2 separate regions of the Mus musculus genome follow, and region 1 is linked to region 2. Evidence: chromatin loops called from intact Hi-C (ENCODE). Cell type or tissue: left cerebral cortex. All regions are shown on one strand. Each heading gives the region's core, and the rest is flanking DNA. Links, peaks and the distances in the headings are about the cores only. Region 1 overlaps Abcc8 (ATP-binding cassette, sub-family C (CFTR/MRP), member 8). Region 2 holds the start of Abcc8 (ATP-binding cassette, sub-family C (CFTR/MRP), member 8).

Region 1 (7,549 bases), core at 2,446-6,445, 50 kb before region 2:
ATGGGGCTAAGTTCCTCTGTGGTCTTTCTCCTGTGCCAGCTCAACACCTTTCAACCGTTCAGAAACAACTTCCACCAACAAAATGTGCACTTGTGATATACACGTGTGGGAAAAGCAACCCTCTCTGCATTCATGCAGGCTCTTAGGATTATAATTACTAAATTAGAATTTTTAGACAAGGCCTCCTGTAGCTCACACTGACCTCAAGTTTGTTCTGTAGCCAAAGATGACCTTGAACTCCTGATCTTTCTGCCTGCACCCATTGGTTGCTGGGACTGTGGACCTGAGCCACTGCACCCAGTTATCTTATTTTAATAATGCTGAAGACAGCCATCATTTATTGAGCTTTTATAAATCCTGATAAGCACTGTAATAGAGTGGTTTCTATTTTTTTTTAACTTATTTTTTTATTTACTTATTTTTATATGTAGGTATGTAGCCTTTGTGGAAGTATGTCACTTTTAATCCATAAAATAATCACCCAGAGGATCATTTTGATTTCTCAATGCTATTTTGCACATATATCAGACTCCGAGAGGCTAAGTAACATGTTCAAAGCCACACAGGCAGCAAATAACAAATATCTGATAGGTCCTCATCTTACTCTGGGGCAGGACCAAGTGAGGTCATGAGGCATTTGCCGTCACCAATCCCTGGCCCCTTCCTCTGGGTTGTGTGGTCCCTGCCCACTCTCCCAGCTCCTCCTAACCCAGCTTCTCCAAGCACCAGCTTGCTGTGATCAACAATTCAAGGCAGAGCACTAACATGAGACAAACTCCTGCCCTGTGGCTAAAGCCCAGGATGAGAGCTGACAAACTCCTGCCCTGTGGCCACAGCCCAGGTGAGTTTCTCTCGGGAGACTTCCTCCAGAGTAGCAAAGGCTGTGTGGTCTGCTTCTCCAGGGCCTCCCGAGGACTCAGCACGCCCTCCTCTAGCCCTGACTCAGCCCTGGCTCTGTTCATCTCGATCTCAGCTGCTCAATTAGCACTCCTAATGGACTGCCTTGCTCTCCATCAGTGCCTGTGTGAGCCTGGTGTGCCCTGTGGGATTTAAAGTCAGGAAGAACATCTTTTCCAGCCCCCACAGTGCTTAGCACGTGACAGATCGGTAATAAATGGAGCTTGCTAACAGGCGTATTAATCATGGGGGAAGAGAGAAGGAGGGGTGAGTTCTTGCTAGTGGCTACTGCCGTGCACAGTGCCAAGGAGTTGGCACTCAGTCTGGCACTTCTACTGCATTCTGTCCCCACTTTACAGATGAGCACACTGAGGTTCAGGGTTGGAGAATAGGCTCTATTCAACAGAGTCAGAAAGAGGGGAAGAAGTTGGGATGCTAACCTGGGATCACTTCCTTCCTCTTTCTATTGTATCCCTAAACTTCTAGCAGGAGCCTTACCAAAGCTTTGTGTATATATTTTAAGCTAAAAAGTAAAGACTAGTACATTTGGCAAGCATGTTCTCTCACTGACTGCTGGAGTGTGTGCATGTGTGCGCGCGCATGCATGCGAGCACACATCTGTGTATATTTTGTATGTACTTGTTCATGTGGGTAAGCAGTTCAAGGCAGAGGTCCTCATCGAGTGACTTCCTCAGTTGCTCTCCACTTTGTTTTCTTGAGACAGGAACTCCCAGAAACTGGAGTTCACTGTCCCGCAGACTCTGGGAACCCAAGTTCTGGATTACATAGAGCATGCAGCCTTTTACACAGCACGGCACAGCAAGCAAGCAGTTGCTGACTGAATCTCTCTAGGGTACCTCTGTTCTCCTGGCCCGCACATTGTGTGCCAAGCTACACCATGGCACAAAGCCTGCCCTGCAGGGGCCATAGTCTGATGGGTGAAAGCAGACAGACAGAAGAAAGAGAACTACAGGAGCCCAGAAAAAAGTAGGAGGAACCAAAGTGTTAGAGAATTTTGAGGAAGATGATACACAACTGGATGAAATGAAAAAGACAGGAAGCACAAGAAGGTGAGATAGTACATGTATTTTATCTTCTTCATACTTGTGTAGCTTCCCTAGCTTGTGGTGCATTTGAATTTTATTTTTAATGATGTGTATTTGTGTGTCTGTGTGGGTATGTGCATGTGTGCAGTTACCTAGGAAGTCTAGAGGAGGCTAATGAGGAGTCCCTATTTCCTTACCACTGTGGTGTGTGTGTGTGTGTGTGTGTGTGTGTGTGTGTGTGTGTGTAAGAGAGAGAGAGAGAGAGAGAGAGAGAGAGAGAGAGAGAGAGAGAGAGAGAGAGCAAGCTAGCTTTAGCAGCACAGCACATAGCTCGGCGAGGAGTGAAGAGTGTGTGGGTGGGCAGTGAGGGGCTTGGCAGGGGGGTTGCCCTTCTGCCCTGTGCTTGTCTGACACAGTGCAGGCAGAGGGAGAACCGAGTGCCTCAGTGCGCACTGTGCTCTGAATATAAAGTGTTCCCACAGGCTCCTGTACTGAACACTGGGTCTCCATTTGGCAGTACTATTTAGGGAGGTTGTAGAGGTTGGGAAGAACCTAGCTGTAAGTGGGACCTAGCTGGAGGAAGTGGGTCACTAGGGTGAGACCTTGTGGCTATCTTTTCCCTGTCTTTTTTACACCCTCTGTCCCTCTGCTTCCCATGAACCATGAAGCTGTCTATCATCCTTCCCGGCTGCCACAACATACGCCCCACCCAATCAACTGGGCCAAAGGCTATGGATTTTGTTTGCCTGTTTTAAGGGCAGAGTCTCACTCATGTGGCTCAGGCTGACCTGGAACTCACTGTATACACCAGGCTGGCCTCAAGCTCACAGAGATCCAAAGGGATCTTGAGCCTAATTTGTTTTCCTCCCTTAAATGAGTTCCTCAGGTGTTCTGATCACAACAGTGCAGAGTAACTCACGGCCCCCAGCATTCATTCAAGATCCTGGCGATGAATTAAAACGGGAGATGAAGAACCTCGGGTAGACACCTTAATCTAAGCACTCAGGAGAGAAAGTCATGGAGTTCTCTGTAATGTGCAGGTCAGTTTGACCTATATAAGATTTAGGAGGATCAAGGCTATGTGGATAGACCCTGTTTGATAAGAAAGAAAGAAAGAAAGAAAGAAAGAAAGAAAGAAGAAGAGAAGAGAAGAGAAGAGAAGAGAAGAGAAGAGAAAAGAAAAGAAAAGAAAAGAAAAGAAAGAACAGCAACAAAGAACCAAGGGGTGCCTTCTTAATGGGACAGACCGAGCAGAATGTATGGGCTGCATATTCTGTATACTGTGTATTAAATGTTAAATAAATATACATTATGTTAAAAAAAAGAAAAGAAAAGAAAAAAAAAAACCTCAGGTAGGACAAGGTAGGACAGGGCCCGTACAGTCCACTGTTCTTCCCTCCTTCAGGCCTGTGAGTGTCCCGAAGTATTTTTTTCCCACTCATAGCCCCCTGTGCAGTGGCTGCCAAGGCTAGATCTCTGAGATGCAAAGAAAGGGCAGGGTATTTTTCATTGCTTAAAAGGAAGAAAGTAAGTTCCAGGAAGGTGATGTCGCCTGCCTGAGGTCGTGGAGCAAGGAAGTGGCACAGTCAGAACTAAGCAGGCCACCTGGTTCCCACGCCTAGCTGGTCCTACCCGAGTCTCTTGTCCACTTGTCGCCTTCAGGAGGCACCCGAGTCCCCAGTCTCTCCTCAGCACGCTTGGGTACATCTAAGGGTGGGAGTCAGGCAACTTGGAGCCAAACACCACAAACCAACAGGCAGGCTCTGGGAAAGTCCCACAGCAAGTGGGGGTATTATTGGGCATAGACAGACACACTGACAGGTCACATGCAGGTGCTTTAAGAGGTGGTAGAGAGAAGGTATCAGGGAGTCCTGGGAAAACCAGATTTGTACGTTGTCACCTTTTCCCCACCCTGTGCTTTCTTGAGACCTACTTCCTGATGGCTTTTGGGGACATTAGAAGGACTGACAGCCTTATTTTTCACTTCCCAGGAAACGAAATGTACCTGAGCGTGTCTGCTAATATTGACTTTTATTAACATGTTTTCTTCTTAGAGATTACACAGGGAGTTTGGAAACTCCCAGGCTGACAGTTAACTGAGTCAGGAAGCCAGGGAGAGGCTGGTGACTCATGAAAGGGAGCATGTGGGAGTCACGTGGTTCTGAGATTCAGAACCAGCATCTGCTCAGGTCAACTCTCCATCCTGGGTCTCCTTCTACATAGCCCTATCTGCCTGGAGTATCCTGGGGGCAAGGGCCAGACCTCCCTCCCCTTACTTAAGCAGAAAGGCTTTTAGTGAATAGCCTGGAGCCTTAACGGACCGATCAAAGCACAATGTGGGGTTGCAGTCTCAGGGCTGGCTCCTCCCCAGAGTGGGTGCAGAAGCCTGGGTTAGGGAGCAACTTGGGCAAAGGCTTATGGGAGAGACACACATTAATACAGTCCCTAGCTGTCCCTGGTTCATTCATTTGTAAATGAATTCATTTGCTAAAGTGACTATGGATTCAGAGAGAAAAATAAAACGTGGTTCTTGTCTCCGGGGAGCTGACTGTGGTCTCTCCTGGGAGAGAGGCTAGAAGTACAGTATGGGAATTTTGTTCTTGGCAAGGAGGGCCATAGCAGAATAATAACCTTTATCATAATATTCCTAGGGCTCCTGCTACATGCTAGGTTAATCCTCTCGTCGCCCCCGCGGGTTAAAAGGGGAAACTGGTACAGGATGCTTATGGAATTTTCCAAAACACACAGATCAAATCTCATCTCAGGCAGCTTGCCCCAGAGCATCTGCTCCTGCCTGCTCAGCCGTACTTAGCTCATTTGGTCCTTGCAGGAATAAATGAGCAGTTGTACCAACAAGCTCCATTTCCCCAGAGCAATCTCGATGCCGTACCTCCCTAATCTCCCAGTTTCCGGCCCTGCACACCCCTGGAACTCTTTCTGGTCTCCTGGCCACCAGGGTTTGGCTTTGGTAAGGAGACCCTGGCCTCTGGCTGTAGGCTTGCTGTAGGCGCTACCAGGAGGGGTCTCCAGGTTAAAGGCTATTTTGTTCTTGGCTCACTTTGCAAGGGCACCATCTCTCAGAAGACCCGAGGGCCAATGTCTTGGGTTCGGGGTTCCTCCCAGGAGCGAGAAGCATTTAACGTTCTTAGCTCCCATTCTTAGCTCGTTGCCTCGAGATAGGTGTCCAGATGGAGACAGGGCTACCTAGGGCTTTTCAGGACAAATGGAACCAACTCAGCCACATCAGTTTAGACTCTCTCAGAGTCAACTGACCTCTCCCCTGGTCCCGTCCCCTACTCCATCGTCCTTTATCAGAAGCAGGCCGTTCTACAGCCTTTCAGCTTCACGGTCTTTCTCATGCTGCTACGTTTAATCATGGCACGCTCCCTTCATCTGCCTCTCGCCACTGAATCCCACACACTCAGTAGTACTTCAGGCACCCGGAGCCATGCTCGTTGACATCAGCAAGCCTTTGCCTAGACAGTGACGTCATCTGGGTACCTTCCTCTTCCACTCCCTCCTTTTCCATTAGAGGAGCTCACACCCACCTGCAAGGAGCTTCTCAGAGTCCCCCCACACCCAGCCCCGGACCACAGAGCTCCTCCTTGTCCGGTGCTCTGGTGCTACTGATTTTCCTGCCCTCCCTTTTTGCTTTTGAGACAGGCTTGGCTGCCCGGAGACCTGATCTGTAAACCAGGCTGGCCTCGAGATCACAGAGCTCTGCCTGTCTCTGCCTCTGAGTGCTGGCACTAAAGGCATGTGCCACCACCATGCCCAGTAAGGAGCCAAGTCTTAACTATCATTGCATTCTGTGACTGGGCACAGGGTCTGGCGTCACAGATGGGGTCAATCAATATATCTTGGTGGAATTAATGTATTGGTATGGAGAAGCCAAGATTGAGCCAGGCATGTGCACTCACAGTCTAGGGATGGCTACAGGTTAACCTGGTATGCCTAGGGGGAGCTAGCCCATGGAGGAGAGCAAGATGGATTCTGAGGAACAAGAATCTTGGTGCCTCAGCCTTCCTCCTGGCTTCAAACAGGCCCATTGAGAAAGGTGGGTTTTGATGAGCGCAAAACCTGAGGATTCATGTAGTGGCTCTGTGAAGGGTGTGTGTGTGTGTGTGTGTGTGTGTGTGTGTGTGTGTGTGTGTATGTACCTGTGACATAGCAAAGAGGCTGCTAACTTTTGGGTCATCGGGTGAGAAGTTATTTCTTCCAGAAGCTCTCAGGTCCCTTTAGCTCACAGGTGCCCACTTGGCTGCAAATTCTACTTATGCCAGGATAAGAACGGTGTAACCTGCTTCACTTCGGTTTCTCGTCTGTTGAGTGGGGAGAACAGGGTGAGGGGACAAACGGAGACACTGAAGCGTCCTGGACAGCGCCTGGCATGTGAAAGGCACCCAGCTTTAGCCACCATGGAACGGCCCTTTGCATGCCCTTGGCTGGGGCAGGTTTTCTAAAGGGAGAGAGGCAACAGCTAGACCCCAGCACTGAAGCATCCTGAAGGAGAGGCCACCAGCTGAATCACTGGTATCTCATGTCATCTGCTACCTCTGGTGGTCAGAGGAGCTAGTGTGATAATGTGGGGGTGGGATATCGAGAAGGTGAAGAGAGGGAGGGGCAGCTCCGGGCTTGAACTCTGTAATCTCTTCTAGAAAAGGTTTACCCTGGTGAGAAACTGAACCCAGATTGCCTTCAACATGGAGTATAGAGACTAATATTCTAGGAATAGGACCCAGGGAGGTGGCCAACTCTAGTGTCCTGCTCCAACACTGACAGAAAGTGACGCTGCTGCCACGAAGTGGCTGGCTTTGGTGAGGTCACCCTTGCTAAGGGACCGGATAAGCACTGGCTGCTTTCTTCAGCTCACAGTTCACGGAGGCTTCTGAATTGTCCCAGACACATGGCTAAATGACGGGCTTCACCAGAGCCCCAGGGAGCTGTTATCAAAGCTAGCCGTGGCCTGAGCTCAAACCAGTTCTAGGTCCTCCCCAGAGAACTGCTGGGGAACCTTGCTGCAGGCAGGGCCATTCTGCTCCCACACCACAGGACCTATCAGGGAACCCAAAGGGCTCACCTGCTAGCCCATGGCCACAGCAGGGAGGGAGACTTGTTACTGCTGGAAAATACCATTCGGGGGCAGTTTGGAAAAAAGATACCGTGCAATTCTCTCTGCTCGGGTTTATCAAAACCTGTCACCGTCATTTCCGTAAAAAAGAGAAAACTAATTTCCTTAAAGAGAGAGAGAGAGAGAGAGAGAGAGAGAGAGAGAGAGAGAAAGACAAACCTGTAGGGCAAGCTGCCCCCCTGTTGAACTGGCTGCACCCCTCCCCCACCATCCTGACTAAGCGCTGTGAATTCCAGCTGGGGGGCTAGAGCACCTCTTTCCCTCCTCGATGGCAGAGCAGAGCCAGGCTTTGTGGGCGTGGCTGCGGCTGAGTGCAGGTTCTGCACTCCTCTCCACCCTCTTTATTTCTCAGGGTTCCCTCTCCTGCCTTTTAAAGATTCCATTTGCTATTCATCTCTCAGCAGCTAATTTCACCGCCCTTTAGAAGTAGGTGGGCATAAATAATAGATCCATGACAGACTCAGCCTAAGGTTCT
Region 2 (7,549 bases), core at 1,390-5,389:
GTTTACAGAAGGCCGATGAGCAGGCACAGGGAGGGTCTCCTGCAGCTTCCCCACTCCCCTGGAGCTCACTTACCCATCAGACAGGATACCCTCAGCGATCTCACACACCAGGACAAAGAGCAGCATGAAGGTAAGGATCCAGCGCAGGTTGTGGCCAGGGAAATGGAGCCAGGTGCTATGGTGAATGTGTACCTTGGAGCTCTGGCTGCCCCATCCTGTGGGGAGAGACGCAGAAGGCAGGACGCCCACCTGGAGGCCCAGCATGGTGATAAGGAGACCATGCAAATCCTCCTTCCCCAGGGATGAGCATATGAACTGGATATCCAGGCACAAAGCCTGAGCCTGCAGGCCGGTCCTAAGCAGGGACCACCACACTGACCTCTTGTGTGACTGTCTACCCATTCTGTTTCGTTTCTGCTAGACATATGGGCATGCACATCATTTACCTCTGTCAGTAACTAGCAGCTTCCTTCTGCAGCAGCTCTTTATTTATTTATTTATTTATTTATTTATTTATTTTTGAGACGGGGTCTTATGTTGCCCACACGAGCCTTGAACTTCCTATGTAACTGAAGATGACCTTAAACTCCCTGATCCTCCTGCCCCCACCTCCCAAGAACCGAGATTTCCAGGATAGCCCGGCTCAGCAACTTTTTACTAATTTAGTTCAATGGCCACCTCGGCCTTCTACCCTAAAGAGTTTTAAAGATTTGCTATTTCTCTTAATTAATGTAAATGAACAGTCAACACTCTTTGAACAGAGCTGATTGGCCTGAGAGATTCAAGGATGTGGAGAGGAAGGGACCAGACTGGGCGCCCAACTTTGTAGACCACTTTCAGGCAAGCGCGCTGGGAGTCGAAGGGGGTTCCTAAATCTGATCTGAGTTGACTCACACTGTCCTGAAGAAGTTACAAGAGAAGAACTGCCTTTGGGGGTGGCGGGATACCGGCACCCAAACTCTATCTCTTTGCAACGTGGAACGGACCCCGGGCCTGGGAAATGCTCTGCCCAAAGTCGGGAAGTTGGGCCACCGGAACAGCTCGCTGACCTCCACCACCAACCTCCCTGGCTGGAGTCTGAGCTCCCTCCCGAGTCTGTGACAGCACGGCCGGGGGGAAAGGATGGCCTGGCTCCCGCCGCAGCGTCACTCAGGGTGAGGCCGATTCCCTCGCGTGCAGAGCCCCATCCCGAGTCAGGCTCTGCGGTAGCAAAACTTGGGGATCCCTAAGGTCGCTAGCGCCCATCGTGTCTGGCGCGAGTTCAAGGATAGGGGAGGGTGCGAGGGGAAAAAAAAAGAGACGCACAGCAGGGGACCCAGGAAGACCAGCAAGCCGGTGGTGCGGGACTGCCGGGGCCGCGCGCCACCCCCACCCCGGCCACTCGTCCTTCCCCCACCCGTCCTCCCGCCCTCCGTCGCTGGGCGCGCGCTCACCGATGAAGAGGATGGGGAATGTGATGAAGAGCAGGAAGACATGTGGCACTACGTTGAGCGCGTCCACGAAGCAGCCGTTGTTGAGGACACCTTGGTCCACCCGGTAGGCGGCCGAGTGGTTCTCGGTGCCGCAGAAGGCCAAGGGCATGGTGGCGCGCGCACGGGCTCTGCTCTGGCTCCGCGCGCCTCCCGCGCCTCTGTTCCTCGCAGCACCCTGGGCTCCCGCACGGCCCGCCCCGCCCCGCCCCGGCCCGCCCCGCCCCCACCTGCCGCTGGGCCCCGCCCTTCCAGCTGCTCTTGTGGGGCGAGGGTGGGGTCTCACCCAATGCGCACGTGCGCTGGGTGCGCAGGCGAGGCGGTGTCTGAGTGGGAGTAGTAACCAAGATGATCCGGGTGAGCCCGGAGTGCGTGGATTTGGGATTCCCGAATGTTGATTCTCTGGAACTAGGCTCAGCTGGATGTAGATCAGAGGGGTCCCCATAGGAACAGAGTGGCACAAGCCCGTACCCGATTCGGTCCAAAGAAACTAAAGAACTTGAACTTAGGAGGGTGCGTGGGAATTTTCAAGTGTCTCTGGCGCGGGGTCGCAGAGTGACCTCACAGCCTGTCCCGATCTTTCCCCTAAAAGATTCAAGGTGTCCTTGCTAGCCAGTGGGAACCTGGCCTGAATCTAGCTCTCTTCCCTTGTGGTGATTAGGGTTTTTGTTTTGTTTTTGTTTGTTTGTTTAAAGATTGGTTTTCTCTCTCTCTCTCTCTCTCTCTCTCTCTCTCTCTCTCTCTCTCTCTGTGTGTGTGTGTGTGTGTGTGTGTGTGTGTGTGTAGGTACCAATAGAGGCCAGAAGAGGAACTTGGATCCCCTGGAGCTGGAATTATTGGTTGAGAGCTGCCTGGCATGGGCGTTACTGGGAACAGAACTTGGTCTCCTCAAGAGAGCCCATGGGAATACTCTTAACCACGGGGACTTCTCCCCAGTGCCTGATAGTTTTTAATTGTCCACTTGCCACAACCTAGAATCAATTAAGAGCCTCAGTTGAGGAATTGCCTAAATCAGGCTGGCCCGTGGGTATGTCTGTGGCTAACTGTCTTGATTATTAATTACTGTGGGAGGACCCAGCCCACTGTGGGCAACACTATTTCATGAACAGGGCCCTGGACTGTGTAAGAGTGGAGAGAGCTAGGTGAGCAGTAGGAGAGCAAGCAAGGACCAGAGAGCAAGTAAGGGAGAACCAGAGAGCAAGCAAGGGAGGACCAGGGAGCAAGCAAGGGAGGACCAGGAAGCAAGCAAGGGAGGACCAGGGAGCAAGCAAGGGAGGACTACAGAGCAAGCAAGGGAGGACCAGAGAGCAAGCAAGGGAGGACCAGAGAGCAAGCAAGGGAGGATCAGAGAGCAAGCAAGGGAGGATCAGAGAGCAAGCAAGGGAGGATCAGAGAGCAAGCAAGGGAGGGTCAGAGAGCAAGCAAGGGAGGACCAGAGAGCAAGCAAGGGAGGACCAGAGAGCAAGCAAGGGAGGATCAGAGACCAAGCTTATCCTTTCTGGTTTTGCCTGTGGATGTGATACTATAAGCACATGCATGTATCCACTCCCACTGCTGTGGACTCTAGCATTCCTTTTTTCTTATATCATCATAATTATCATCTTCCTCCTCCTCCTCCTCCTCCTCCTCCTCCTCCTCCTCCTCCTCTCCCTCCTTTTTCTCCTGCTCCTCATTGATGGAATCTTGCTATGTAGCCCTGAATTCACTGTGTGGCCCACATTAGCCTCAAATTCAACCTTCCTGCCCTAGGCTGGAGTTTTCTTTTATTTTAGGTTTTTCTCTACATTTCTGCATTATTCTTTGTGCAGTTACATGCTCAGCCACGTTGTCATGGATGCACAACCTTTCAGGCAACTGAGGACTGCATTCATACCGAGGGCTTTGTGGGGAGGGGACATACTAGACTAGACTGCCTTCTGCTGTCATAGGTATCTCAGTACAGTGACCAGAGGCTCTGCTGCTGTGTGCTCAGTGGTGCCACCTAGTGATAGTTCTCAGAGCACATCCCCATCGTGAGATAGCATATGGCCAGATTCCTACATAACTTCTTATGTGGCCAGTCACCTTTCTGAGCTTCATTTTTCTCATTTCTAAATGGGTGGGGAGAGGAAGTCATATGAGCTGGGATGAGATCACAGGATCAAAGGGGCTTAGCGTGCAGGTGAGGCAGGTTCTCTATGCCCATTCAGTGTCTACAACTACCCTACACTTGCCTCTCCTGGGTCCTTACAGCAAACAAAAGGTGTGGTCCATTGTAACATTCTAGTGAGGAGAGCTGCAAGTGGCGGGAGCATGTTTAGCCTGCAGTCTTGAGGACCCGTTTACCTCAGGGACACTGTGGCTGCCAGCAGTCTACACAGACCACACAGCCCACTGCCTGACACAAGGATTTGAGAGTTCTCTTGGAACGCATGGTGCCAGCTGCCCAAGAAGGCTCTCTGTAGCTGCCAAGGATGTGTGATAGAACTGCTTTGTAGCTGGGCCCTAGAAGCACCTCAAATGCCCATCAGTGCAGGGTCACTGAAAACAAGCAACCTGCATGGTGTAGTCCTTCCTGGGCTTCAGTGGGGTGGGTGCAGAGAACACGGACACAGGCCTGGAGGAGCGCATGCTTCATGGCATCCTTTATGGATGAAATGGACTTGCGTGTGTCTCCATACAGTGAGGGGCGGGCCTCTGGGTTTGCTAGCCCCGGAGACCCTGCCACGTCTGTAAGCACTGGGAGAGTGCTTTAAGCAAAGGTACCCCACTTGAAGAATTCTCAACCATCTAGTGGCAGAACAAGAACAGACCTGGATTTAAGAGTCTGGATTCTCACTCGCTGGCAGGCACGGTGGGAGTGGCTCTCCTGGGGTCGATGTTGCTCAGGCCTTTGTGTGGCTAACTGGGTAACTTGTGTAATGCCAGCAAGGGAATAGGTGGCAATTCAGGAATTGAACCTTTCCAACAATCCCAACCAATGAGCTGGTTGAAATCAAAAGCAAAATTCAGTGTGTAGCCATCGTGTTACAGTTACTTGTGGCTTGAGGGCACGGTGGCTCATGGCAGGGGAGTGTGGCAGTAGGAACACAAGGTGGCTGTCCAGTTGCTTCTGCAGTCAGGAAGCAGAGGGAGAAGGATGCTGGTGCTCATCGTTCTCTTTATCACTCATTTGGTCCAGACTCCTAGCCCATGAGATGGTGCCACCCACGCTCAAGAGGCGTCTTCACATTTCATGTCAGCCGATTCTCAAACCTCCTTCATAAGTGTGCCCAGGGGATTCTAAATCCTGGCAAGCAGATGGTGTTGAATGGTCACTCTTATGCTGTAGAACATCGCGGCAGAAGGATGGAGAACAACGTGGGGCTATCGGTACCAGTGGAGAAAGACGTTTCCTCCTGCTCCTTTTACCCCCATGACTGTGAAGCTGGGTCTAGGTGGGAAGCAGACAGACAGACAGTGCTTCTGTGGTTCCTCAGGGGAACTGGGAATAGATGAGAGGACTGGGTAGAGACATTCTGTCTGCGACTCTGGGAGCAACAGCATCTCCCCTCTCAGCCCCACTCTCCCTATGTCAGGAGAGAAGAGAAAGTTCTACAGTTGATGCCTAGCTATCTGCTTAATGGAGAAGTGGCTGGGGACCTAGCTGCCAATGATGGTGTAGGTAGATTATACTAGATAACCCATATAGATCATGCCAGATTCCTTCACCTCAGGGAAGAGCCACAGACTGATGGACGCACGAGATCCTCAATTGTACATGAATGGACGGTTGGTGAGTCAGCCTGCCTTAGTGTCTTGACACCATGTAATGGGAGAAGTGGGGAGGGAACTCCTGACAACAACCAAGGCTAACATTTTTTTCTGTTGGCTTTTTTCGATAAGAGCTTCTTATATATACAAATTAAATATTGCTCTTGCCAGTTAAGGGTGTTTGGTTGCTTGTTTGAGACAGGGTCTTGTGTAGTCCAGGATAGCCTCAAACTTGCTGTCTTAGTCAGTGGTTTATTGCTGTGAAGAGACACCATGACCTTGGCAACTCTTATAAAGAAAAACATTTAATTGGGGCTGGCTTAACAGTTCAGAGGTTCAGTCTATTATCATCAAGGCAGGAAGTATGGTGACATGCAGGCTGAAGAAGTAGCTGAAAGTTCTATATCTGAGTCTGCAGGCAGCAAGAAGAGAGAGACTCTGGGCTTGGAATAGGTCTTTCGAAACCTCAAAGTCCACACACTTCCTCTAACAAGGCCACACCCCCTAATCCTTTCCAATAGCTCTACTCCCTTGTGTCCAGTCATTCAAGACTATGAGCCTATTTGGGCCAGTCTCATTCAAACCACCACACTTGACGAAGGCTGGCCTTGAACTCCTAATCTTCCTACCTTTGTGTGCCTGGAGCTAGGATTACAGGCAAATGTCACCACACCCAGTATCACTGTGTTTCCATTGAAGAGGCAATCTCTCTACAGTCACCCAACCAAGAAGGGCAATTCCTGTGCACACTCTGTGGTGTGCTTTGAATGGAAAATGCCCCCACAGGCTCACATGGTTTAACCATTGGTTCCCTGTATTTTGGGAAGTTATAGAACTTTGGGGAAGTGGCACCTAGCTGGAGGAAGTGGGTTGCTGAAGAGTTGCTGGAGAGCAGAGACTTAGCCTTACTTCCTGTCCTTCTATTTCCACACTGCAGATACAACATGACCAGCCACCTCATGTCCTTACCTCCAAGGCCCTTGCTATGAAACACTGTAGCTCCTTAAACCATGGGCCCAAATAACCCTTCATCCTGGTTCCCTACCAGCTTGAGGATGCTTAAGGTTCAGATTCTTGTTTCTTCTAGAATCTAATTCCCAGGCTAGTTCAGTGATATGAGATCCCAGAAGGTGCCGACTGGTGAAGCTGAAGAGGACGTCCCCCTCTGAGCCCTACCACAGACTCAGCTGTCAGCCTGGAGGACTGGTCCAGAGATGGGCTGAGACCAGTGACCTGCCTTCTTCCATCTCTTTCCTTCTTCCTAGCAAGTGTGCCTGACCTGTGGCTTGGTGGCCATGTGAAAGCCAAGATGGCCATGAATGAAGCCCAACACATCTATAGGTGACAATTCATATTTCACTGTCCCAAGATAGGACATCTCTGCCAGAGGTTACCTTAGCTCTGGTTTCCTGGGCCTTCCTGGGCTCCAATACTATGGAAGTCTGTACTATGGAAGCAGGGTATCTGGCCAGCTATGGGATCATGGGCACATCAACCTCTTCAAGCTTCAGCTATAAACAGGAGGAATCATCTCTCTCATATGGCTCATAAATCAGAAGCCATGACAGCAGCGGGGCAGGCACCTCATGCTTGAACTCTCAAGGTTCCAGAACGTTCATTGACTTTCTCCCGATGTGGGTTACAGAGGAAGGCAGCTGTCTGAGGAAGCGGATTTAAAATAGGCATAGAATCTCTTCCTGGCTGTCTTAGTTAGGGTTTTACTGATGTGAACAGACACCACAACCAAGGCAACTCTTATAAGGACAACATTTAATTGGGGCTGGCTTATGGGTTCAGAGGTTCAGTCCATTATCATCAAGGCAGGAGCATGGCAGCACACAGGCAGGCATGGTGCAGGGGAGCTGAGAGTTCTACAGCTTCATCTGAAGGCCGCTAGCAGAATACTGGCTCCCAGGTGGCTAGCACAAGGGTTTTAAAGCCCACACTCACAAGACCACACCTCCCAACAGTGCCACAACCTGGGCTGAGCATATACAAACCATCACACTAGCCTTGGACTTTGTAGTCACCAGAACAACAAGAATTAAGTCTGTTATTCCGGGCCACTTCATGGTACCTCTGTCCTAGGGGCAAGAATGGACTCAGATGCTTGTGCCCTGATAACAGTGTGGGTATGGCAGTATTGAGGCTGGGCAGCCCCATGACTGAGATGCTGTGTTGGAGGAAGCCCCTTCACCAAAGACTCCTCCACTCAAGTGGACGTACACCTTGAGGCAGACTCACAGCCATGAGCTAACATATATCTGCTCTATAACCGTATTGCTGAAATGCTCCCTTATGACCTATAGCCAAATCTATTTTTAGCTGTAATGTGTACATTAAAAATT

The links. Hi-C counts contacts between places; a loop is a spot of excess contacts. Peaks named below come from ENCODE experiments on the same cell type or tissue, not always from the same donor. Only the 100,000 strongest peaks of a DNase experiment are listed, where the experiment ranks them.
Region 1: a loop joins it to region 2, with 4 times the contacts of the local background. A loop is called at or near these places in 3 of 42 quality-filtered maps.

What each region holds. Positions count from the first base shown.
Region 1 is chr7:46,127,310-46,134,858 of GRCm38, forward strand. The region is part of intron 16 of Abcc8 (ATP-binding cassette, sub-family C (CFTR/MRP), member 8); the gene reads right to left. Among named protein-coding and RNA genes, the nearest start is that of Gm51481, 27 kb to the left of the region's middle. In left cerebral cortex, for the core only: no CTCF peak of the experiment used is centred there; DNase peaks (open chromatin) are centred at 4,101, 4,667 and 5,335; H3K27ac peaks cover 2,348 bases.
Region 2 is chr7:46,178,369-46,185,917 of GRCm38, forward strand. Abcc8 (ATP-binding cassette, sub-family C (CFTR/MRP), member 8) reads right to left here and starts at 1,665. Exons shown (of 39, transcript NM_011510.3): 1 at 1,434-1,665; 2 at 74-215. The coding sequence starts at 1,581. In left cerebral cortex, for the core only: a CTCF peak has its summit at 3,453 (motif pointing left); DNase peaks (open chromatin) are centred at 1,778 and 3,447; H3K4me3 peaks cover 658 bases; H3K27ac peaks cover 661 bases.